Regions from separate parts of the Homo sapiens genome. Here all the other regions are linked to region 1. A link is a loop called in an ENCODE intact Hi-C map of the cell type or tissue named here. Cell type or tissue: mammary epithelial cell. All regions are shown on one strand.

Evidence for each region. A loop is a pair of places that touch in the nucleus more often than their neighbours do. Peaks named below come from ENCODE experiments on the same cell type or tissue, not always from the same donor. Only the 100,000 strongest peaks of a DNase experiment are listed, where the experiment ranks them.
Region 2: a loop joins it to region 1, with 14 times the contacts of the local background. A loop is called at or near these places in 11 of 110 quality-filtered maps.
Region 3: a loop joins it to region 1, with 7 times the contacts of the local background. A loop is called at or near these places in 14 of 110 quality-filtered maps.

What each region holds. Positions count from the first base shown.
Region 1 is chr6:11,492,272-11,500,271 of GRCh38, reverse strand. All of the region lies in intron 3 of LOC105374928 (a long non-coding RNA gene), which reads right to left. Among named protein-coding and RNA genes, the nearest start is that of TMEM170B, 41 kb to the left of the region's middle. In mammary epithelial cell, a CTCF peak has its summit at 3,872 (motif pointing right); DNase peaks (open chromatin) are centred at 41, 2,201 and 3,891; H3K27ac peaks cover 267 bases.
Region 2 is chr6:11,064,747-11,072,746 of GRCh38, reverse strand. The region is part of intron 3 of ELOVL2-AS1 (ELOVL2 antisense RNA 1); the gene reads right to left. Among named protein-coding and RNA genes, the nearest start is that of ELOVL2, 24 kb to the right of the region's middle. In mammary epithelial cell, a CTCF peak has its summit at 3,600 (motif pointing right); no DNase peak of the experiment used is centred here.
Region 3 is chr6:11,313,778-11,321,777 of GRCh38, reverse strand. It overlaps LOC105374925 (a long non-coding RNA gene), which reads right to left. Exons shown (of 6, transcript XR_001743967.2): 5 at 1,016-1,392. It also overlaps a transcript of NEDD9 not described here. Among named protein-coding and RNA genes, the nearest start is that of NEDD9, 85 kb to the right of the region's middle. RefSeq lists an enhancer at 3,316-3,535. In mammary epithelial cell, no CTCF peak of the experiment used is centred here; DNase peaks (open chromatin) are centred at 3,237, 5,507 and 5,887; H3K27ac peaks cover 4,126 bases.

The sequences.
Region 1 (8,000 bases):
GCTAAATCCATGCTTCCTGCCAGCTCCCCCGAGCCAATGACTCAGTGCAAATGCCTGAGTTTCCCTGGCAGAAGCTAGAGGAAAGCATAAAGAGGTGAGATGTGCTAGAATGGATATATTATGTGAAACCTGGACACTAACCAGAGGAGTATGTCCCACAGGAAGGCCCATTCACCAAAACATCAGGCCTCATCTATGTTCAGTGGTTGCTGTCACAGAGCTAGGTAATTAATATTCATGAGGATAGTAAGGCCTCAGAATGAGAGACCAAGTGGCCAAGCTTAACCACTAGAAACCCAGAGTCCACAGTTACTGTAACGACCGGGAAGATCAGAGGCATCAAAGGGGCTTGACCTTCAAGGAGGTGGAGGGATGGATACTGGAGCATGGCATTCCCACAGGCAAAATAGATAAGGGCAAACAAGGCTGACGCTTAACATCTACAACGAGAAAAGGCAAGAAAGGAGGGGCAAGAGGCTGACAGCAATTGCCCCAGTAAAAAGTCAGGATACTTTCCTCAATTCTAGGAACTGAGCCAATTTTCAGGTCCAAAATCCATTGACTAAAAAGACAGCCAGGTCCCTAAGAATAAGTACCCTGCAACACTGCAACAAGTTTATATCGAGATGACTTGTCCCATCCTTCCCTAAAGGGACCCACGACCATTTGCTTAGGTGACTGTATGCCAGGGAAAGGGAAGGTCTAGACTATTGCACACAAGTTCCGAGTTGACCTTGACACCCGGACCCCTTGTTGAAGTGGGGCCTTATAAGAATCAAGTAATGAATGGAGTCCTAGCTGGGTCTGGCACAGAGTGGGCCCACAGAACCTGTAGACTCACCCAGGAAGCATTTCTCCATTTCCATGTATCACTGGAATGAATGTACTTGGCAGTTGGAGTAAACCCTATATTTGTTCCTTGGTCAGTGAGGAAGTGCTATCATAGTGGGAGAGGCCAAATGGAAACTCCGAAACTGTCCCCCAGGCAAGATGGTAAATACAAAATAGGGATTGGTCGTCTCTATCATATCTCTTTTTAATTGCTAGTCTCCCCCAGCAGGAAGTGGATGGACTCTGAAGAATGACAACAGATGAGTACAGTTTCAATCACATGGTGGTCGACTGCGGCTGCTGTGCCAGAGGTGGGATCACAGCTGGAGCACATTAAACAGGCCGCAGGCCCGTGGCATGTGGTTGTCTATTTGGTGAATGTGCCTTTTCTATCCATATTAGAAAAAAAGATCAGGAACAATTCACATTCACGTGGACAGACTCCAATATTCATTTATTGCTTTGCCTCAGAGCTATCTTAACTCAGCTGCCCTTTGCCATAATAGTCTGAAATAATCTAGATCACCTGAACCCACGGAACATCAAACCCATCCACTGCATCAATGACATCATGTTCATTGGCCAGAAGAAGCAAGAGGTGGCTAGTATGCTGGAGGTCTTGGTAAAACACTCATGCTCCAGAGAGGAAAAGATGAATGAGGATTTAAGGAATCCAGTGGTTAGGTTCATGCTGGAATATTCCCTCCAAAGCAAACGATAAATTGCTGCATCTTATATCTCATACCTCAAAAAAGAAGTGCCTGGTAGGCCTCTTTGGGTTCTGAAGGCAACTCATGCCACACTTAAGACTGCAGTTCCAGGCCAGGCGTGGTGGCTCACGCCTGTAATCCCAGCACTTTGGGAGGCCGAGGCGGGCGGATCACGAGGTCAGGAGATTGAGACCATCCTGGCTAACACGGAGAAACCCCATCTCTACTAAAAATACAAAAAAAAATTAGCCAGGCGCGGTGGCAGGCGCCTGTAATCCCAGCTACTCAGGAGGCTGAGGCAGGAGAATGGTGTGAACCCGGGAGGCGGAGCTTGCAGTGAGCCAAGATAGCGCCACTGCAGTCCCGCCTGGGCGAAAGAGCCAGACTCCGTCTCAAAAAAACAAAAAGACTGCAGTTCCAGCTCACAAATTGGGCAACATGATTATTGGCAGCTTTGAGTTGTGCCTGAAGCACAAAAAGGCTAGAGATGCAGGTCTGTCACCTGTGAAAGGGGAGGGAGAAGGAGGGTTAGTTAGGAAGAGTCTCAAACTGCAGTGCTGTCCTGCAAAAGTCTCAGCCAGCCCAACAGAGAGCTCCAGAGCAAAGGCTGCCTGTTGGAGAAGTTCCATGATGAACAGAAAGGGCCAGGCCCTGGCACGCCCACTGTGCTCATTAGCTGTTAAAGGTCTGCCTAGGAAAAGCATGGCCTCAGCTCAACTGCTGTGGCTAAGCAACCAGAGGCACTGCAACCAAGGCCATCACCTAACTGCACCCTCACAGCTAATCTACAAGTTCTTTCTTGAAGGGAGATCATAATAGCTCCATATCCCCATATTGGAGAGAATTCTCACTCTGCATTCTGCCAAGGAGCTGGTGTGTGTGTGCGTTTGTGTGTGTGTGTGTGTGTGTATGCACACATGTGACAAAGGTTTATTTAACTTATCAATGAATGAAGAAGGAGAAGAAAAATTACTATATATAGTCAATGAACAAAAAGAATGCTGGAATAAGACTGCAAGTGAAGTTGAAACTGGTAAATTATAAAACAACACAACTATAATCTGTAGGATTTATATTTCCTACTGGACAGAAATGAATTGCAACATAATGATCCTCCACAAGTTAACATTAACTTTACAAGAGTCTCACCTTCATCAATAGCAAATAATCAAAGTAACTTTCTTCCTGTAAAACTTCCCAACTGGGGGAACATTTGCCCTCTCCTCACCCCAGAGATATCTGACAATGTCTGGAGACATTTGTGGCTATCGCAACTAAAGGGATGAAGGTGTGCTACTGGTGTCTGGTGGGCAGGGGCCAGGGATACTGCTAAATGACCTATTACGCCCTGAACAGCCCCCACGGCAAAGAATTACCCAGACCAAAATTTCAATAGCGCCAAGACTGAGAATCGTGTACAGATGACACTTTTGACAGCTTATTAGGCAATGCTCTAGTATGACACCGAAAGGGCGTAAGAAGATCTTTAATGTTTCCTTCTGCTTTCACTTAAATGTAAAATTGGGATAATGATATATCGAAGCAACTTCATTTACGGTGAAGGATGATTAAATAAAACAATTGTGGTTGATTGTATTTTTACAAAGATGATGCACAAATATATATCCCATCCCACATGCTCTTCTTCTGACGTGACACTGACATTCCTGTATTGAGGGGTGGAGGCTATGTTCCCTTCCCTTGAACCTGGGTAGACGTTTGCAATTACCTCTATCAACAGAACACAGCAGAAGTGACATTTCCTGACCTCTGAGGCTGGATCATAAAAAGCAACACGGCTTCCTCCTGGCTCTCTTTCTGGGGACACCACCTTGGATGTTCTGAGCCAACATGAAACAAGTCTGGCTATGCTTGAGAAACCCTAAAGAGGGACTACATAGAGACAGAGAGAAGCTCCCACCCCAGCCTGTCCAGTCTTATCAGCTCAGACACCAGACACGGGAGCGAATGAGGCTTTACAATAACCCCAAGTACTGTCTGATTGCGATCTCATGTGAAAGAAGCCTCCAGGCAGAACCACCCGACAGAGCTCCTTCTGAATTCCTGGCCCATAGACACCGTGGGAGATAATAAATGATTTTGTTGTCTTAAGCTTCTATATTTTAAGATGATTTGTTCCATAGCAACAGACACTAAAACAACCATACAAAAATAGTCCTTAGCACCCTGCATGGAAAGTGAGTTAACTGGTCACTCTTGTGGGGTAGTTTTAGTATTTTTAAGTAATATTTATGTAGTATTTTTACTGTTTCCGTGCGCAAGAGGGCACACTGTCCGTTGACAGCCCTCATACATGGAGGTGTAATTTTCTAATCAAAGCACCAGGTGGAGCCAACCCCTAATTTTTCACTGTCCCTTTCAGAGGGTGAACTTGACAAAATGGAAAAAAGGCTTCAGAATCAAACTAGCATGTTTAGGGCGATGTGTTAGAGAATGCTCAGTATTCTAAATTCTCAAATTCTAAAACACAAGGAAGCTTATTTTGATGAATAACTCATCCCTAGGCAGGGTGTACGCACAAAAAACAAGAAAATCCTTTTTTTTCCTTTGTTAAATGCAACAGAGAAGGTTATGCTTTCTTTAAACCCTGAAAAGGAAAAGAGATCTGCCAGCCTATGATTTCTAAACAATACTGTACTTAATTTTTGCCATTATCTAGACACATAGCTAATGCAAGTCTCTGTTTGCTGTTTGCTTCTGACAGTAAGACAATATTTCTGAATACTGATTTATGGGACTCAGATAACATCTGTACCACAATTTTAGCTTAAACATTTTTAGGTTTACATGTTTTCTAGTCCTTTATTTTGTATACACGAATTTAATGCTCTAGTGGCTGTGAAAATGGGCCATGATTCCGATTGCAGGAAATCTGGGAACCAAATCCCTTAAAATGAATTGGGTGAACCAAATACATTGTATCTCCCTCTTGTCAGAGAAATTCAAAGCAGACTCTACCCATCAGCATTCACTGTAACCTGAGCAGGTTGGCAACCCGTCCTTATTATGATGATCTGCCAGTGCCTATGTAACTCCTGAAGGCTGATGCCTCTACCCTGAGATGGCTCAAGGATGGTTAGGGCAATAGAGCAGTGGTCTTGAGAATAAAGATGGTTTTGTGATCCGCTTATCTGATTAGAGGTTTATACTATAAAGTCAAGGCTTCATAGCCTGGTAGGGGATAAATCAAATGTCAGAAAGGATGGAGGCAGCTTGAACTCTGAAGAGCTGATTTTCTGAGGGTATCCTACAACTTTGACTCCACCCATACCCTAGCTGACCTGTCATCTTGCTAATTAACCACAAGAACTGAGGGAGAAAGTAAGGTGTGATCAGCTCAAGTAAGGCGTGATCAGCTCAAACCCTATCTATCTTATGCTGGGACTAACACAAAAGAAAGCCAAACACAATTATATGGTAAATCAGTAGAATCATGTTCCTACCTAACGTGTGTCTGTCAGGGATGAGACTGATTCCCATGCTTAACTTATGGCCCTGTCTCATCACTTTGTGCTCATAGAATGTATACGTGACATATTTTTCTTTGACACACTAGTACTGGCAAAGGCTGTCTTCTTTGGCTTAACCACAAATTGTGGAGCATGAGAGCCTCAGAACATCTCCAATCTCTCCCAGCTAGTTTCGGAAATTCCCAGGGACAATTGTGCACATGCTCTCGAGAAGTTCCCCTGGATCCTCAAAACAGCCTTGTGAATCCACAGTAGCTATGGTGACAAGCCTGCTGCAACTCTTTAGAGGGTACTTGGCTGGGTCCCACAGTCACTGATACTGACAGCAGGATTTTCGGGTCACTACTAAGCACTTCCCACAAATGGCCATGACCTCATTCCATGCACTTGGTAGCCTGTCAGTGCAGTGGCTAGAGTGTGATGAGGTAGGCAGGGAGGCAGCCTCTGTCCCTGTGACTATTATCCTCCATTGCTAGGCTGTCTTCTTGGGGCTCATCTCCTTAGGGTCCTTTATCATGTCTATGAGGGCCTGTTCAGGCATACAGCAGTATGAGCAGCCATTCGTACTACCCAGTCTCTCCAAAAATGACGAAAAACCATGTTTTGTGGCCCAGATCTGTATACTCTACCTGGGGATGACTTCTTCCTCATAAGGCATTCACTCCTCAGGCAAATAACATACCATGGTAAGCCCACCCTATTGCCCTTGCACCTCCGATGCACCCACATTAGCAGGCTCAGCCCATGCTAGTTCCCAAACTGACCTTGGATTGTTCAAGCAACTTTAAACCCAAACCTACAAAGCTGGTGTGCAGCTCACAGTTTGATGACTATGTAAATTACATCCTGAAATGTCTCTACTAAACATGTGACTGGACACATCTGAATTTACAATGGGCACACGGCATCTTGGTTTCATAGGTGAAAGACTCTGAATAAGTACCTTTTTGGCAATAGTTCAATCTGAAGTGGATTAAGGCAAGATTTAGAATCTTTAAGCAGGGTAGTACTTTTTTCAAACGGGCATGTTTCCAAGGGATGGAGTCACTGGATGGAGTTTCCCAGCATGGCAGCCCTTCTCTGGTGGAGGCAGCTTGCTGAGATCAGGAGGGATGTTCAAAGCAGAAGCCGGCTCGAAGGTTCCGCTCATTTTTATAACAAATTAGCATAGTTCACACCCTCCCCCTCTACATGCCAATGTTAGAATGATCTCATAGGCAGGCCAACTCCACCCTTTTCTGTACCTCTAGACTTCCATTCAACTCATAGAGCTATGCCTTCTTCCTGTACTTTTGCCAAACCAGGCCTTGCAAAATTATTCCATCAGTCATGGGTGCTAATGAACTGGATCAGAAATTGACCACCTGGATACAGAGAGTTTACTCAAGGATACCGGAGTCATCTTTTCCTTACCTGGCCCCTTTGCTCACATTAGTTCTCTCGTCTCTTTAAAACAGTAATCAAACTGGCCGGGCACGGTGGCTCACGCCTGTAATCCCAGCATTTTGGGAGGCCGAGGCCAGTGGATCACCTGATGTCAGGAGTTCAAGACCAGCCTGGTCAATATGGTGAAACCCCATCTCTACTAACACAAAAATTAGCCAGGCGTGGTGGCATGCGCCTGTAGTCTGAGCTACTCGGGAGGCTGAGGAGAAGAACCACTTGCACCTGGGAGGCAGAGGCTGCAGTGAGCCGAGATTGTGCCGTTGCACTCCAGCCTGGGCGACAGAGCGAGACTCCGTCTCAAAAAAAAAAAAAAAAAAACACAGTAACCAAACTTTGCTTCACTGTGGTTTGGTAAAGTGGAGCAGGTGTCTACCAGTTTTTCATGCAACCTGCCCAAATGGCCCTTTCAAACTCTAATGGTGTGAGAAGCTCAGCTCTGGTAGGGGAGTGTACATTTGGTATTTCTCCCCTGCTGCTTACAAGTTCAAATGCTCTGTGCACTGACAGCAGCAGGAGGAGGAAAAGTTAAACATGGTGATGTTTACTAGAGGAATCTGTCCTCTGTAGTTGTAATTAAGAGGTTTGCTAGACCATATGGGACTGCTGACCAAGTACTAAAGCAGCTATGTCAAACACAACACCAGTGGTTTTATTTACAGCCAGGAAACCAGTGTGTTTCACGTGCTATCCCAACAGGGACCATCTCCACATCTTTAAAGAACAATGTGCCGATAAAAGAAGTAGAACGAAGGATTGCAGCCCCCCCAGCCCCCCTGAGCCTCTCTGCCTTCTGGTGACAGAAGCATTTTAATCGTCACCACCTGTAGAAAATGTTCTCTTCCTGGTTGCCTAACCCGGAGATCCAGCAGTTGGAATTCCAGACAGGAATTCTATAGTGTGGGATGGAGAAGTATTTGGAGATGATGTGGTCGCAGTTATCTCTCAAGTTATTCTGGAGAGGCCATTTTCTCTCTTCCTATACTTGTGTTGCCCTATTCCCAGTTTTACTTCACAATGTTTTGAGGCATGTCTATGAGGCCCCAATCCTACACCCACGTAATCTCTCTCTACACTGCCTTTCTCTCCCTAACCCTGCGGCTACAGCTCCCCACACCAGTAGGCTCAGCCCACACTAGTTCCCAAACCAACCTGGGATTGCGTAAGCAACTTTAAACCTAAACCTACAAATCTACTGTGAAACTCAGAGTTTGATGACCGTGCAATGACCCCAGTTCCTGGCTGCCATGTTACATCCTGAACCCTTACTACAGATTTAACTGGGATGGGATATCCCCGAGGTATCCATCAGGATCCAGCATCCATAATAATAGTTGCTCTCCATGGGGAATTTCTGCTAAAAGCAATCCTCTAATCCTGACAACAGAGACTTTCACCATCTTTGTCTTAAAAGATGAGGATGCAGGGGCCTGAAAGAGGCTATGTAACTTCCCCAAGTCAGTGTCAAGCTGGGACTGGAAGATGAGTATTCTAAAAATTATACACTGTGAGCTGTGATTCAGCC
Region 2 (8,000 bases), 430 kb after region 1:
AGACAAGGAAGAGGGCTTGTGCAGGAAGATTCCCCTTTATAAAACCATCAGATCCTGGCTAGGCATGGTGGCTCATGCCTGTAAGCCCAGCACTTTGGGAGGCTGAGGTGGGAGGATCATTCGAGGTCAGGAGTTCGACACCGGCCTGGCTAACATGGTGAAACCCTATTTCTACTAAAAATACAAAAAATTAGCCAGGCACGGTGGCATGTGTCTGTAATCACAGCTACTCAGGAATCTGAAGCAGGAGAATTGCTTGAACCCGAGGCGGAGGTTGCAGTGAGCCGAGGTTGTGCCACTGCACTCCAGTTGGGGAACAAGAGCCAAGCTTCATCTCAAAAAAAAAGAAAAAAAAAAAAACCATCAGCTCTTGTGAGCCTTATTCACTATCATGAGAATAGTAAGGGAAAGACCCACCCCTGTGATTCAATTACCTCCCACCAGGTCCTTCCCACAACATGTGGAAATTGCGGGAGCTACAATTCAAGATGAGATTTGGGTGGGAACACAGCCAAACCATGTCAGCATGGTTATTTATATGGTCATCCTCTGGTCACCTCACTTACTACTCACACTTTTCACCTATTTGCCTACCCACTCCAACTCACCTCCCTATTCCTTCCCACCTCCCTTCCCTTTCTCTGTCTACTTTCTAGTGTTTTCTCTCTCAACCCAAGCAAAGCATTAACTTCTTGCCCATTCCGTTCTTAGAAGTGTGCCTCTACATGTATTTGTGTGTATGAATGTATCCTTATTAATTTGGAACTATGAGAGATCTAATGAAATTTATAGTGTAATGAAATGTAATGATAAATTTCACTTCAAAGTGCACTACTGAGTTCAAAGCAATGATCTAGGAAATACCGGGGATGGGGGGAGGCCGGAGGGAGGAAAGAAGACATTATCCCTTTTATATTTTTTACAATCTCATGGTGCAGAGAAGTATGAGATGTCTTATGTAGAAATGCAGATGCTATGTTATGGAAGTATAGAAGAAGTAGAAGCAGAATTCATGTTGAGTGGGGATGAAAAAAGAGAAAGCTTCCCAAAGGATGTGGTCTTGCATTGGTATTTTAAGAATAAATGGCATTTCCAGCTGGGTACAGTGTCTCACACCTGTAATCCCAGCACTTTGGGAGGCCGAGGCTAGTGGATCACTTGAGGTCAGGAGTTCAAGACCAGCCTGGCCAACATGGTGAAACCCTGTCTCTAATAAAAATACAAAAATCAGCTGGGCCTGGTGGTGGGTGCCTGTAATCCCAGCTACTCGGGAGGCTGAGGCAGGAGAATCGCTTGAGCCTGGGAGGTGGAGGTTGAAGTGAACTGAGACCATGCCACTGCACTCCAGTCTGGGCAACGGAGTGAGACTCTGTATCAAAAATAATAATAATAATAAATAAATAAATGGCATTTCCATAGATGGAGAAAGGAGAAGTGAGAAAAAGAAAAGGCATTTCAAGTGAGCATGGTACACGTTCTCAGGAAACAATCAGTATCACAGAGCACGTGAGGATGAAATTGAAGAAACAGACAGAGCCCACTTAGAGAAACTTACATGTCATGCTTGGGCACTAGGTTCAATTGTAGAGTAAAGGGAACCCAGTCTTATTATATCCAACCAGTTATTTCTTCTCCCAAACACAGCAAGAGCAATTTTGTTTTGAAATGCAGAGCTGAGAATGTACTGCCTATCCCATCTACCCTGCCTTCCATCGGCCTTTTTTTTACCAGCTCCCACTTTCTAAAGTAAAATAGCAACACTCCCCCTGATCTCCTTACTATGGAATCTTCCTTGTCTTTCACTTATCCTTTCTGGATGCAGAGTGGTGCACCTGCTGCTTTCTGTGTGTGCAATGCTCCTCCTCCACCAGCCTACCCCTCTCTTCAGCTGGTTAGCACCGTCCACCAAGTTCAGGTCATCTCAGCCCAAATATTGCTTTCTAACTTAGCTGGCTAAATTAGGTTAACATATTCATATAATTAAGATATTCACATAGAGTACCCTTTCAAAACACATATCACAGTTCATAATTTTTTTTAAATTATTTTTTGTGACAGGGTCTCCCTCTGTTGCCCAAGCTGGAGTGCAGTGATGCAATCTCAGCTCACTGCAACCTCCGCCTCCCAGGTTCAAGCAATTCTTGTCCCTCAGCCTCCGGAGTAGCTGGAATTACAGGCACATGCCATCACACTCAGCTAATTTTTGTATTTTTAGAAGAGACGGGTTTCACCATGTTGGTCAGGTTGGTCTCAAACTCCTGACCTCAAGTGATCCACACCTGCCTCCCAGCCTCCCAAAGTGCTGGGATTATAGGGTGTGAGCCACCGTGCCCGGCCTACAGTTCATAATTAAATACTTACTAACCTCTTCATTTGGTGAAAGTCTGTTCTCCAATAAGACCATAAACTCCCTAAAGACAGAGATATTTTATGGTTTGGATGTCTCCTCCAAAAGTCACATTGAAATTTAATTGCCACCGTAACAGTATTAAGAGGTGGGACCTTTAAGAGGTGATAGAGGCTCTGCCCTCATAAATAGATTAATGCCATTCCCTTGGGAGTGGGTTAGGAGTGAGTTCCAGATAAAATGAGTTCGACCCCCTTTCCTCTGCTCTCTCATGGTCTCTTGCCCTTCCAGCTTCCACTGTGGGTGACACAGCAAGAAAGCGCTTATCAGATGATCAGCCCCTTGACCTTAAACTCCCTAGCCTCCAGAGCCATAAAAAATACATTTCTTTTCCTTATCAATGACCCAAACTGTGGTATTCAGTTATAGGAGCATAAAACAGACTAAGATAGGAGATAATGTGTTTAGCTTAAAATGGGATTCCCACCACTTAACACTTTGTCTGTCACATGGTTTGCTGAATGAATGAGTAGGAATGACATAATTTGGACTGAGATTTGGCAGATGAATCAGAAGAGACTGGAGGCTATAAGTGTGCTTGCTCACAAGAATATATGGTGGGGAGGCTGTGTTGAAGAAAGGCATAGTATTACAAATTTCTTATTTCTTTTTTTTTTTTTTTTAGAGATGGAATCTCACTCTGTCGCCCTCAGGCTGGAGTGCAGTGGCAAGATCTTGGCTCACTGCAAGCTCCGCCTCCCAAGTTCACGCCATTCTCCTGCCTCAGCCTCCCAAGTAGCTGGGATTACAGGTGCCTGCCACCATGCCCGGCTAATTTTTGTATTTTTAGTAGAGAAAGGGTTTCACTGTGTTAGCCAGGATGGTCTCGATCTCCTGACCTCGTGATCCGCCTGCCTTGGCCTCCCAAAGTGCTGGGATTACAGGCGTGAGCCACCGCGTCTGGCCTACAAATTTCTCATTTTCATTAAGCCCATTTCTACTTTTTCCATGTGTAAACTATACACACATTAATGACTATATGTGCATGTATATGTCTTTCTAGGGGATCTGCAGGAGACAAATACCACTGGTGCATGGATAGTTTGTCAGAAGGCCATTTGCTTAAAGGAGAGGCTTCTTTTAGTACAGATTTTAAATAACATTCTCCAAATCCTATATTTAAGACACAAGTCAGAATGATCACATTGGCATAAATCACCTGCATTTATCAGAAGTGTATATAGTTTCTCCAGCAGAGGGTGCTAAAATATAAATTTGACACAGTGAAGCTCAGCATAAATTTATTCAATAGATTTGTCAGCTCAGTCTTTATTGTCAGGTTCTTGTAGCAAATCTAACCAAAAAGGGCCAGTCTTGTAGATTATGAGCATGGGAAGTCTTAGAACCAAAGTTTTACAAATGTGAAATTTTTAGTATTAAATCTTAAATACGAGGGCAATTTCCTCCAAGTTAGCTTGCTATAATACTTTGTAAAACTTTTAGTTAATGTTTTTTGGGGAAAGAACTTGTTACAAGGGGCTATATTATGTGTTATATACATAATATTTATATATTATGATTATAATGTAAGTCATCAAAGGACTGGAAAATAAGCCTTTTTAGAAAGATGGGCAAAATTATCATTAGTCCCTCCAATTTGTAGAGGGTGAGCGTTTTATCACACTCATCAAGACAAAATCCTTTCTCAAGTTATAGAGGCTCATTTTAATCCTCAGAAGCCTTTTTAAAAACCCTATATTTCAGTCAAATGAGGCTAGGTAATGCTGCAGTAACATTCCACCTCAAAGTTTCAGTCACTTAAAACATCCAGGGTTGATTTCCACCTTGTGCTGCATATCTATCACAGAGTTGGCTGGGGGATCTACCAGGTGAATCAGACCGAAGGAGCAGCCGTCACCCCAAAAGTCACCAGTTACTGTGGCAAAGGGACAGCAAAGCACAGGCAATCATGCGTTGGCTCCCAAAGTTTGTCTGGAGGTGGCATCCACTTCCTTCACTCACACTGTCTTAACTATACAGTAAATCACATGCCCACATCTAACTTCTAGAGTTCAGGAAATATACTACTATTGTGAATTTGGAGGAAAACCAGAAATATTTAATGGACAGCACTAAGAACTATTACATGTTATAAATGTGATAAGAAGAAAATAAAACATGTAAGTGTAAACATTAAAAAAATCTCATTGGAAATAATATAGCAACATTGATTTATACGTTATCCTTATATCTTTGAAGTGAGGGCCTGTAGGCTTATTATTAACTCAACTTTCATCCTTAGTCACAAGAGTTGCTAGCACGGATAATGAAAATACTTTGCTTTTGAATTCATTACTACATACTGTTTGGAGGGGAGGAGTGGGTAGTCGATTTACTCCTCTACTTAGGTTTGTCTTTGATTAATGTTAAACCTGCTTGACTTTCCTGAGAACATAACTGCAAGATGTGCGAGGAGGCAGGTGGGAGACACTAGGCTTGGGAAAAGGTCAGGCAGCCTGAGCTTCTGCTGCTGACAGGTGACAAAACAGAAATGAAAACCTTGCTGCTTAGCACGCCCTTTTTGCTTAGCCTCGTAAAGCCAGAGAAGCAGGTTTTTCTAATAAAGATGTAAAATGAAGTAAGTAGTCCCTCCAAGTACTAGAAAGGAGAGCCTTGCTTCTTAGCACACCCAAAAGGAATCTCAGATGGATCTGCCACTAAGCACAGAGTTTGGTCACCTTGTGCAGTGATAGCTGCTCACTGCTCACCAAGAACAATGCAGGGTTGCAGTCAGGTTGTAATCAGAGAGGCACAAAACAGGTTATCTTGGGAACCGAGGCTTTCCTGCCAAGATAGACCTGGCAAGCTGCCTGACCTAAACAGATAATGGCAGTTAATACAGGTGGACAACATGACCTTAACATCAGCACTCCAACCTGGATCCTGCCTGGAAAGGCAGTGAAGGCAGGGTCAGAGTTTAGTTCCTATCTGTCTGTGTCGCAAGTTGCTGAGCTGGGGAGAAAGCTTTAATGAATGCTTTGTGCATTTCCACGTAGTCAATTGGGAGAAAGAGAAGCCCCAAAGGAACTTCATTAGAATGTGGTATCACACTTTAATACTCATCATCTTCAATCCTCATCCACCTACACTTTGCTAATATCCTTCTCATCATTCAAGGGCCTTGCAGCTCCCACATTCTCCAAAATGCCTTCCCTAGACCCCCAAATTAGAATGACCTTTCTGCCTCCATCACTTTCTGTCTACAGCTCTACTACAGACTCCCGACAGCCCACTTTTTATTCAATCTGCTTTTGTATCTGTCTGTCTCCCGCCACCAACCTTTGGCCTGTGAGCATCTGGAAGGCAGAGATCAAACATCATTTATCTATGGATTTTGCTCAGCTCCTACCCAGTTCCATGTACACAGAAAGTTTGTTGATTTAGATTGACCACATGGCCATTTTATGACAGCATTCAATTTTTTTTTTGTTAACCTAGGAAAAATTTCAAACACCCATGAAAGTACTGAGAATAACATAGCACTCACTCAGCATGGCATTAACTTCTAATACGTTTACTCAGGCAGCGGAGCCTAGAGGTTGAGAACATGAACTCTGGAGTCAGAATGACGTGGTTCAGCTCTGTTTCTTATTACTTCACCTCTGGAAGTCTCAAATGGGAGAGTTTTTCTATCTGTAAAATTGGGCTGAGGGTTATTACACAGATTAACTGAGATAATATATGCAAAGCACTATGAGTGCTTGGTTCATAAAAAGGCCTCAAAAGGCAGCTACTATTAGTATCACATGTATTACCATAAACTCTTGAGACTGAGCTTACGGTCCATACAAAAAGGGACCATATATCCAAGCACAGTAATCACAAAAGTTGAAAATTATACGGATTAAAAACTATCTGATGAGAAAAAAAGAAGCTAAAGATCAAAAGAAAATTAAGAGACATATCAATCAATTACAATTATAGGCCCTTATATAGATCCTGTTTCAAATTAAGTAAACACTGACTTTATTTGATGTTATTGGGAATTACTGTTAACTTTTAAAGGTGTAATAATGGTATTGTGGTTATGGCTTTTAAAAGCAAGGGTCCTTACTTTTGAAAGATACAGCACATCCTGATATGTTTACAGATAAAAATATGGCATATGGGATTTGCTTTGGAATAATATAGGAAATACAGTATTTCCTATTTTTAAATAATACAGGAAATAACTGGGGGGTTTAGATAAATCTAAGTTAATTGTTGAGTTGGTGTCTTAGTTCAGGCTGCTATAACAAAATACCACAAATTGAGTGGGTTACAAACAACACAAATTTACTTCTCATAGTCCTGGAGACTGGGAAGTCCAAGATCAAGCATCTTCAGATTCTGTGTCTGGTGAGAGCCCATTTCCAAGTTCACAGATGGCACCTTTTAGCTGAGTTCTCACATGGCAAAAGGAGTGAGCTTAGCTCTGTCGGGTCTCTTTATAAGGACACGAATCCCAATCATGAGGGCAGAGCCCTTATTATCTAATCACCTCCCAAAGGCTCCACCCTCCATGGCAGTTAGAACTTCAGCACGTGAATTGTGGGGGAATACCTTTCTGAATATATTGTTGTGGGTCCGTTTGCCTATGGGAAGCAGTCTCTGAAATGGAGAACATTTACTGGGGAGTGCTCTTGGGATCAATGTCTGTGAGGGAGTGAGGAAGCAGGACTGGCCAGTGGGGGCGGGACTCATTTCGTCCTATGGGGTGCTCCAGAAGTGGCATAGGGAGCTGGGCCTTTCTACCCTCACATGACCAGTCACCAGATAAGAGCATAACCAGGATAAAAGAGGTGGTGTAACTTCCATCAAGGCAGCAAGGCTCTCCTTTGGCCTAGGACAAGTCCAGAAACACACTTAGCTATCTGAAGTCAAGACTGCAGCAACTGGCAAAATAAGTAGCTGAATAATGATGAATATTAGTAGCAAAAGACTTTACTTATTCAAACTGAAGTACAATAATTACATTTTAAATATCCTTAATAAAGATTGCCTGACAGCAGATATTTTATTTTTGTATGTATTTCGGGAAGTCATCTTTCTTTCCATTACTCTATCTCAGTTACTAGCTTGAGGGAAAACATCATTCTATAAAACAAGTGCAAGTGACTGAGCCACGGATGCACATGCTTCCTTAGGTTGACAAATAGCTTTCTCTTGAAACCTTCTTTGAGAAAAAGCTAGAGGAAGTAAATAAAAACATTGAAAATTCCTGGATAGCCACCTTAATGAACACATTATCTCAGCCAGTTTTGTTTTCTCCTAAGGCTGACTGGCAGGCTTCTGATTCTATCGCACAAGGGAGTCTCTTCTTGCTAATCCCAGAAACAATGCCGGGGCCATCTGTGTGCATCACCAGCTACAGGCTTGCAGCCAAAGAGGAGTGATTTAGTTCCCACTGAGGATGAAGCAGCATTTACTCTCTTTTGCCACAATATACAATACCATTTGAAATTTGAATGAAGAACAAATATTAAAAAAAAAAGGAAGGAGGAAAGATTTTGTTTTCACTGAATAAAAATGCTACTAGATCCTGAATATCTGAAGTCTTGGTGAGATTACCTGAACAGAAGTTGTAAGCTGTATTTCATGAAACTCTGCTAGT
Region 3 (8,000 bases), 180 kb after region 1:
ACCTGGATCAGCCTTAAGTTGGATATCTGGTCACTTTTGCTTTTAAATAGTCTGGCAAAGCAAGAGGTACAACACATCCTGGTTTGATGTACTTTCCAGCAAAAAGTATTAGCAAAACAATAATAATATTCAGAGGGCTCAGTTCCCAGTAGAATTCAGCACATACTCCAGATCTCCTGAGGTTCAGGTCTAGTTGAAGGGAAAGGAATGACTGAGATGAGTTTGAGTTTCAGACTTGAGTTTCTCCCAGCTCCCTTGAGAGGCAAAGAAAATCTGCCGATAAACACGAAACAAAGCTCATTGTCCTGCTACTTGTTTGCAAGCAATTGTATGTCTGTCCTGCAGACCTCACTGGGCTCACGGCATTTTGAATAGCTTTCTGTGATGTAACGCACACAGGTTTTCACTCACACTATGCGCAGGGAATTCAGCTCTCGGAGTCATGACTACGTCATCCTTCACCTCTCAAACCATCGCTGCTGGTGGCCTTCGCTTTTATTTGTTAAGCTGTAGCTTCAGGAAAGAGCCAATTCCCTCCCTCCCTCCCTTCCTTCCTCCCTCCTTCCTTCTTTCCCTCCCTCCTTCCTTCTTTCCCTCCCTCCTTCCTTCTTTCCCTCCCTCCTTCCTTCTGTCCCTCCCTTCTTCCTTCCTTCCTTTCTTTGCCCCTCCATTTCCCTCCCTCTTTTTCTTTCATTCCCTATCTCCCTCCCTTCATTCTCTCTCTCTCTGTCATGGTTAACAACACATGCTTCAACAGGTTTTTTTTTTAACCTCTTAAGAGGTATATGGTTAAAAAGTCTCTTTGCTATTCCTGTCTTGTACCTAAGCCACCTACCCCCACCCCACCCCTGCCATACACACATTCATACACACAAGTAAACCATTGGTACTGATTTGATGTTTTTCCTTCCAAAGTGCTTTCAATATATATGAAAGCACATTTGAATAGATGTTGTCAGCCCCCAAATGACAGCCTGTAAAACACAGTGCTCTGCATCTTACACTTTTCACTCACCATTATATCTTAGAGATCTTTCCAAACGTAAAGACCTTGTACATTCTTTTTTATGGCATCATAGTACTCCAGTTGTATAGATTAGCATCATTTATGTAGCCAATCCTCTATTAACAAAAATTCAGGTTGCTTCCAATATGTTGCTGTCACCAACAATGTTGTAGCACGTAGCCCTGCACTATGTCTTCCTGCACATGTGCCAGTCTGTGTGCAGCATAAACTCCTGAGGATGGCATTTGAGGATGAGTGGCTGTATGCACCTGCAGTCTGGATAGATACGAACAAATCGCTTATCGTAGGCACCGTGTGGACCTCTCTTCCACCAATAGTGCAACGGGACCTGGCAGTCCCTATTGCAACAAGTTCCTGAGGCTTTCCTGGGATAAGAAAAAGGCGAGAGAGTATAGAAGGTTATTTAATTAGAAGACCAGGTTCCCCCTCTCACTTCCCAAGCCACAACCATCAAAATTCTCAAACCTGATTCTTTATGATACAACCCAAGAAAGATATATTTTTATTTTTAAAATCGTAACCTAATGAATTAGGATTTTTTTGACTGTGAGTAACAAAATACAGTTCAACTCAGCTTGGCAGTGGACTGGGGGAGAAAGAGCGGCAGGGCGTGGTCACTGTAAGAAGAAGGACACATCTCATGGTACAGTAGGCAGGAGTGCAGCCGTGCTCCCAGGAGGGACAGCATCCAGGAGCTGGGAGACCACAGGACAGCCAAGGATACAGGGCCTGTCACCCATTGCTGCTTCTATTTGGATCTTCTTTCTTGAAATATTTTTTTCCTCTCTTCTATTCAATCCTCACAACAGGTAAAGGTGGAAGCTCATAGTGACCAAATTCACAGTTGGAGACAGACTTTGTGTGCATGTGTGCATGTTAGTGTGTATGAGTGTGTGAGTGTGCATGAGTGCGTGAGTGTATTTGCTTGTTAGTGCAAGTGTGCACCAGTGTGTGAGTGTGCATGTTAGTGTGCGTGAGTGTGCATGTTAGTGTGCATGTTAGTGTGTGTGTGCATGTTAGTGTGTGAGTGTGCATGTTTGTGTGTGCATGTTTGTGTGAGTGTCCATGTTTGTGTATGTGTGCATGTTAGTGTGTGGCATGTGTGAGTGTGCATGTTAGTGTGTGTGTGTGTGAGTGTGAGTGTGCATGGTTAGTGTGTGCGTTAGTGTGAGTGCATATTAGTGTGTGTGTCCGCATGTTAGTGTGTGTCCGCATGTTAGTGTGAGTGTGCATGTTAGTGTGTGTGTGCATGAGTGTGTGATTATTTGCTTGTTAGTGTGAGTGTGTACCAGTGTGTGTGTACATGTTAGTGTGTGAGTGTGCATGTGTGACTGTATGTGAGGGTGCATGAGTGTGTGTGAGTGTGAGACTTGTGTGTATGTTAGTGTGCATGTGAGTGTGCATGTGAGTGTGTGGGTGTGTGAGAGTGTGAGTGCACAGGATGCTTTTCTGCTTTGATTCCCCATTCCCAGAAAAGGGCGTTGGCCCTGAACTTGGGGCCAGGCACCCAGCCTGGGCCAGGCAGCTGTGAACAGCAGAGCTTGGTCATGTTGTCCAAGCTGAAATGTGGGTCCCGCTGTTCTGAGTGGGCAGAAGAGCCAGGGGAATCTTTTCAAGCCGAGCAGATATTCCACATGGCATCTGCACAACCACAAATAAAGTTGTTTATCTTTGTCACTTTAATATTATAACAAAAGCATTATAAAAACAAGGCAGAAACATAATGAACTCTAAGGCCCAATAAATCTCTTGGTTAAATGGCCCTCGTGGTTTCTGAAGTTATCCCAGAATGGGATAATGGCAGAAATGAATTAGGTATAAACTGGACAAATTCTCACCTCTCCTGTTGTTTCTTTTCAGCCAATAGTTTCCTAAAAACTGGGTTATCAGAGACGCTCTTTTAGAGTAAAACAATTTTTTTTTTTTACATTTTTAAAAACAGAGCTTCTCTCCAATGAATGTCCAGAAAGACCATACATTTCAGGGCTGGCCTACAGGACATATTTCAAAGTGATGTGTAATGTCATTTTAGAAGAGTGAGCTGTTTTCTGTTGTTTTTTTTTAACTTAAAGACAAAATGGCCAGGGAAAAAGCTGCCAAGTCTCTGAGTAATCTTATTGAGGGTTCAGCTTTCTAAGTATGACCTTATGCTAGCAACAGCCCCTGAGTAACAAGAAAACAAGCCAAGCTAGGAAGCCTTGTTTCTATGAGACGAAATGGTAAGACAGCAAAGTCTGAAGGTGAATTCTAATTATGTAACATGAGTGAGTCATCAACGCCGTCAGCGATCACAGACAATGATGCAGTGACCCGCCGTCTCCCCACACTTGCAAAGCACAGAGGCTGTGTTTCTCATCCCCCGCTCCACACCTTCCTCTCACCCCTCCTTCCTTCCTTCTTTTCTATTTTTCTCTTTTCTTTTCCATTTTGTGCTGCATTACTCAGGGTTCTCAGAACCAATAAGATACACATATATATTTAGAAAGTGATTTCTTGTAAGAACTTGGCTCATGTGATCATGGAGGCAGGCAGGTCCCAAGATCTGCAGAATGAGTTGGCAAACTGGGGACCCAAGAGAGCTGATGGTGTGGTTCCTGTCTGCGTCTGAGGCTCTGGAACCCAGGAGAGCGGATCACATAGCTCTAGCACAAAGGCCAGCAGGTTTGAGACCCAGGAAGATCTGATATCTCCATTTAAGTCCAAAGGTGAGAAAAAGCCAATGTTCTAGTTCAAAGACGACCAAGCAGGAGGATTTCTCTCTTGCTCAGGGGAAGGTCCACCTTTTTGTTCTATTCAGGCCTTCAACTGATTGAACAAGGCCCACCTGCATCGGGAGGGCCACCTGCTTTACTCAATTTACTGATTTACACGTTAATCTCATTTCAAAACACCCTCAGAACACCCAGAATAATGTTTGCCCAAATGTCTGGACATCCTGTGGCCTAGTCAGGTGGACGCATAGAATTAACTATCACGTGTGCCTTCCTGTTCTCGGGTGCACTGGCCACGCATGCTGTCACCCATTTCCCGTTTATCATCTTTTCTTTACAGCCAAGTTTCTAGAAAGAGAAGTCTAGACTGTCTGCAGTTTCTCATCTCTCATTCACAAGTCAACCCAGCGGCAGTTGGCGCCTGTCCCCATCATTTTCTTGAAACTGATCTCAAGAATCTGCATAATCTAATTGTCAAGTTCTTTCCTCTGTTCTTTGTGTAATAACGCACCATCCTGAATCTCTCCTTCAGGCCTCTCTTCTCTGTGCGGCCCTCTAGGAGTGATAGTCCCCAGGATCCTACCATCTTCCTATCTATCTTTTTTTTTTTTAATTTATTTTTTTGAGACGGAGCCTCACCCTATAGCCCAGGCTGGAGTACTCACTGCTACCTCCACCTCCCAGTTTCAAGCAATTCTCCTTCCTCAGCCTCCCGAGTAGCTGGGATCACAGGCCCGCACCCCCATACCCAGCTAATTTTTGTATTTTTAGTAGAGACGGGGTTTCACCATGTTGGCCAGGCTGGTCTCAAACTCCTGACCTGAGGTGATCTGCCCGCCTCGGCCTCTCAGAGTGCTGGGATTACAAGTGTGAGTCACCGTGCCTGGCCCCCTATCTCATTTAACAAGCTCTGTCTGGCAGATGTTATAAGCTCTCTTGCTTTAACTGCCAGCTCTAGGCTCATGACTATAAAATCTCTGTCTTCAACATTCTCTCTCTCTGAATCTCAGACTTGGGATATATAACTGCTTACAGATTCTCTCCCCATTGGATAGTCTCCACATGAAACTGGAACTTAACATGCCGCATTCAAATTCACCATTTCCCCCGTAGACTTAATTCTTAATTTCTTCTTTCTCAGAATGATACTAGCATCCATGCAGTCTCCAGAGGTTTTATCCAGGAGACATTTATTACCAACGGCTCCGTCTCCCACCTTGTAATTCAAATCAGTTACTATGCTCTTTCGGTTCTCCTTGCTAAATATCCATTTCCTCTCCTCTTCACTGTCCCTGTCTCCAGCTTAATCCGAACCTTCCTTATAATTCTCAACTGGAGTATAGCTTTATAATGGATTTCTCTCCACCTCCATTTCAACTGCCCCTTCAATGAATTAGTGACTATTTTCAGTGTGATTCTTATGCAAGAAAATGTGATCGAGTTAATTCCCACTGAAAGCATTTCCAAGCCTACCCCATTGCCTTTAGGATACAATATGAAGACAATTGCAACAGTCCAGGAGAGAGACTGTGAGCTAAGACAGAGGCAACTGAGATGGAGACACAGGACAGAATGAAGGGAGCTGGGAGATCCTACAAGCTAGAAATGCCAAGACCCCATTACCCATGAGACGATCAGACGTGGGAGTGAGAGTAAAGGGAGATGAAGGAAATCCTCTCCATCCTGACTTTGATGATAAAGTGAGTCATAGTCTTGTTCTCTGAGCTGGGGAACTCTAGATCCTGACTTTCCTCAAAGCAAACAGCAAGTGAACTTACTTGGGTGGGGCACCCTGTCTGGGGAAGCAAAGCCTTCAGGAAACTCAAAGGTCTGCGTAGAGATGAATCAGAGACTCAATAACGAAGAAATAAAAATTAATACCAGATGGGTGAAGGAGGCAGTTGAAAGTCCTTGTAAATAGTCAGCATCCAAGAGTGCTGCAGAAGTGGAAGGTGCCACAAACAATGCTCTTCTGCCAGGAGATTCCTAAAAATCTGCTGGCAAAGACCAGAGAAAGAATCAGAGCCACGTGCCCAGCAAGACATTACCTAAGCTCAAAAGGGTTTAAAGGACTTATAACCCTGCCTTTTACCCTCAATTATTTCATGATCACCACCATGCCCTTTTTCCTGGTCAGGTGGTTGGCAGTAGTTTGGAATACCTTGCTGTTTGTAGAACATGTTAAAGCATGAATTATTTGTTGCTATGCCTTCTGGGTGCATATTTGGATGCCCTAACAGATGAACTAATAGCTCTTTTCATCTCACTCTCTTTATTGAGTCTTGCCCATTTACAACAAAGGAGAGACTTGTTTTGTAGATCTTTAAAACACACCTGAGGATTTTGAATTCATTTATAAGCCAATCCCCTCCAGTGATCATTCAGTAAGAACCAAAGTCATTTGCAAAGCTATACACCAACAACATTTAAACTGGTTAAATTGAGCCAAACCACCCAATTTGGCTGTTCAGCCAAATTCAAGTATGTCCAATGCATTGGGATATTAAATCCCCAACAAATTCTTCTTTGGCATGGCCTGACAAGATCACTGGTATTTATTGGTTGCTTTTATACAAATGGAAAGAAATATATCATAACCAAAAAGTTTTCACAGGCAACCTCATTAGAATCTTGCATGGGACCCAAGAGTGGGCTGAAGAACACAGTCTTTCCTGCCAAAGAGCAGCCTTTTGCTCTGCAAGCAGGTGGCTGATGGGCTGTTTTATGAAGGGTTTAATGATCTCTGTCTGCCTTAGTTACCTACCAAAATAAACTGTGTGAATCCCAACGTGGTAGAAGGACTCCCTCATTAACTGTCAAGCAAAATCTTGGTAGGGCTCCACAGCCTGAGGAAATAAAGTTGCTAAGGAAGACAAGTCAGTGATTCTGTAGTTTCTACAGACCTCTGCTTCAGATACTGTTAGCAGCCCAGGAAGTAGTTCTGTTGGCTGCATTGATCCTGGGCCCAGAATTACCCTAAGGCAGAACCATCAGGGAGACAGAGCTAGATCAGTCTCCATTCCCCTAGGACACTACTCATTTGGCGACAAGCTAACCAGAGAGCTTCACTCAATTTATAATATTCATAACTGATAAAGGCCTTTTCTGGTATCCCACTAATTATATATCCAGGTTATAACCTAAATAAGATACAAAACTGAGGATGCATTTTTGTCTGATCTCTTTATTTGATGCCTGAGGAAACTGAGACTCAGGAATGGCTGAACTGCCTGAAGTTGCACACCTGAGAGTCGAGCCCAGGTCTCCTGACTTGCAGGCCACAGTTCTTCCTGCTGTGAATACCATCATGTGCTGCCAGCTGCACATGGTTGAATGGGAGTTACAGAAGTTTGGAAAACCTGGGTCAGATATCAGACTAGAGAAACATCCAAAGAGAGATAAGAAAAAACATAGACTGGATGGTCCACAAGCCTCAGTGTAGGAAATGAAGTGGATTAGCCAGGAAATCAGGAACCTAGGCTGTTTTGAGGGGGCATAAAAGCTGCCTTGCTCAATCATGCTTATTTCAATCTATAGAGAGAAACACCCTACAGGCAGAAGACCTGCCATTTTTACCCATGCTTGGTCCAAGAGTACGCCTTCCTTCATCCATATTTCTAGCTTTCTCCCCACCCACTCCTTTCTTTGGAAGGAAGTTATTTTCCTTTCCTATCACTGAAAATTCTAACAGAGCCCCACTGAGAGTCTTCTTCATCCTACGTCCTCATTTAAAGCCAAATTTTACTGAGCACTTACTATGCACCAGGTGCTGAGCTGGGGTAACAAAGATGGAGCAGCCACAGTTATAATCCACAAGGATCTCCTCATCCAAAGGTCCTGTTTATGTAGAGTGCTTGCTTGCACCATGTGGACAGTGAGCATACTTCTAAACCCCAAATCTCAACATATGGTCCAAGAAAAGCCTGCTTTTCTAATTTGCGAATGTTTTATAAGGGTGTCTTTAAAAGGCTTACAAATTGAATTGTGTTAGTAAGTCCTATAACAAGTTCCTTTACTAGAAAAAAATAAATTTTATTAAATCAGGATTTTTGAGAAAAATCTGTGCTGTGTGTTCTCCAAATCCATATGTTTTAACTTGTAAAACCTCCCTATAATCACAGTCTATTGCAGTTGGGAAGGATCTGAAATGTCACCTAATCCAGAAGATGTAAATTTTTTATTTTTTAACAATGAAACAATTTTTAAAAACAAATATTACCGTGACTTCCAAAATAATAAAAGAATTAAAATTGGCACCTTTC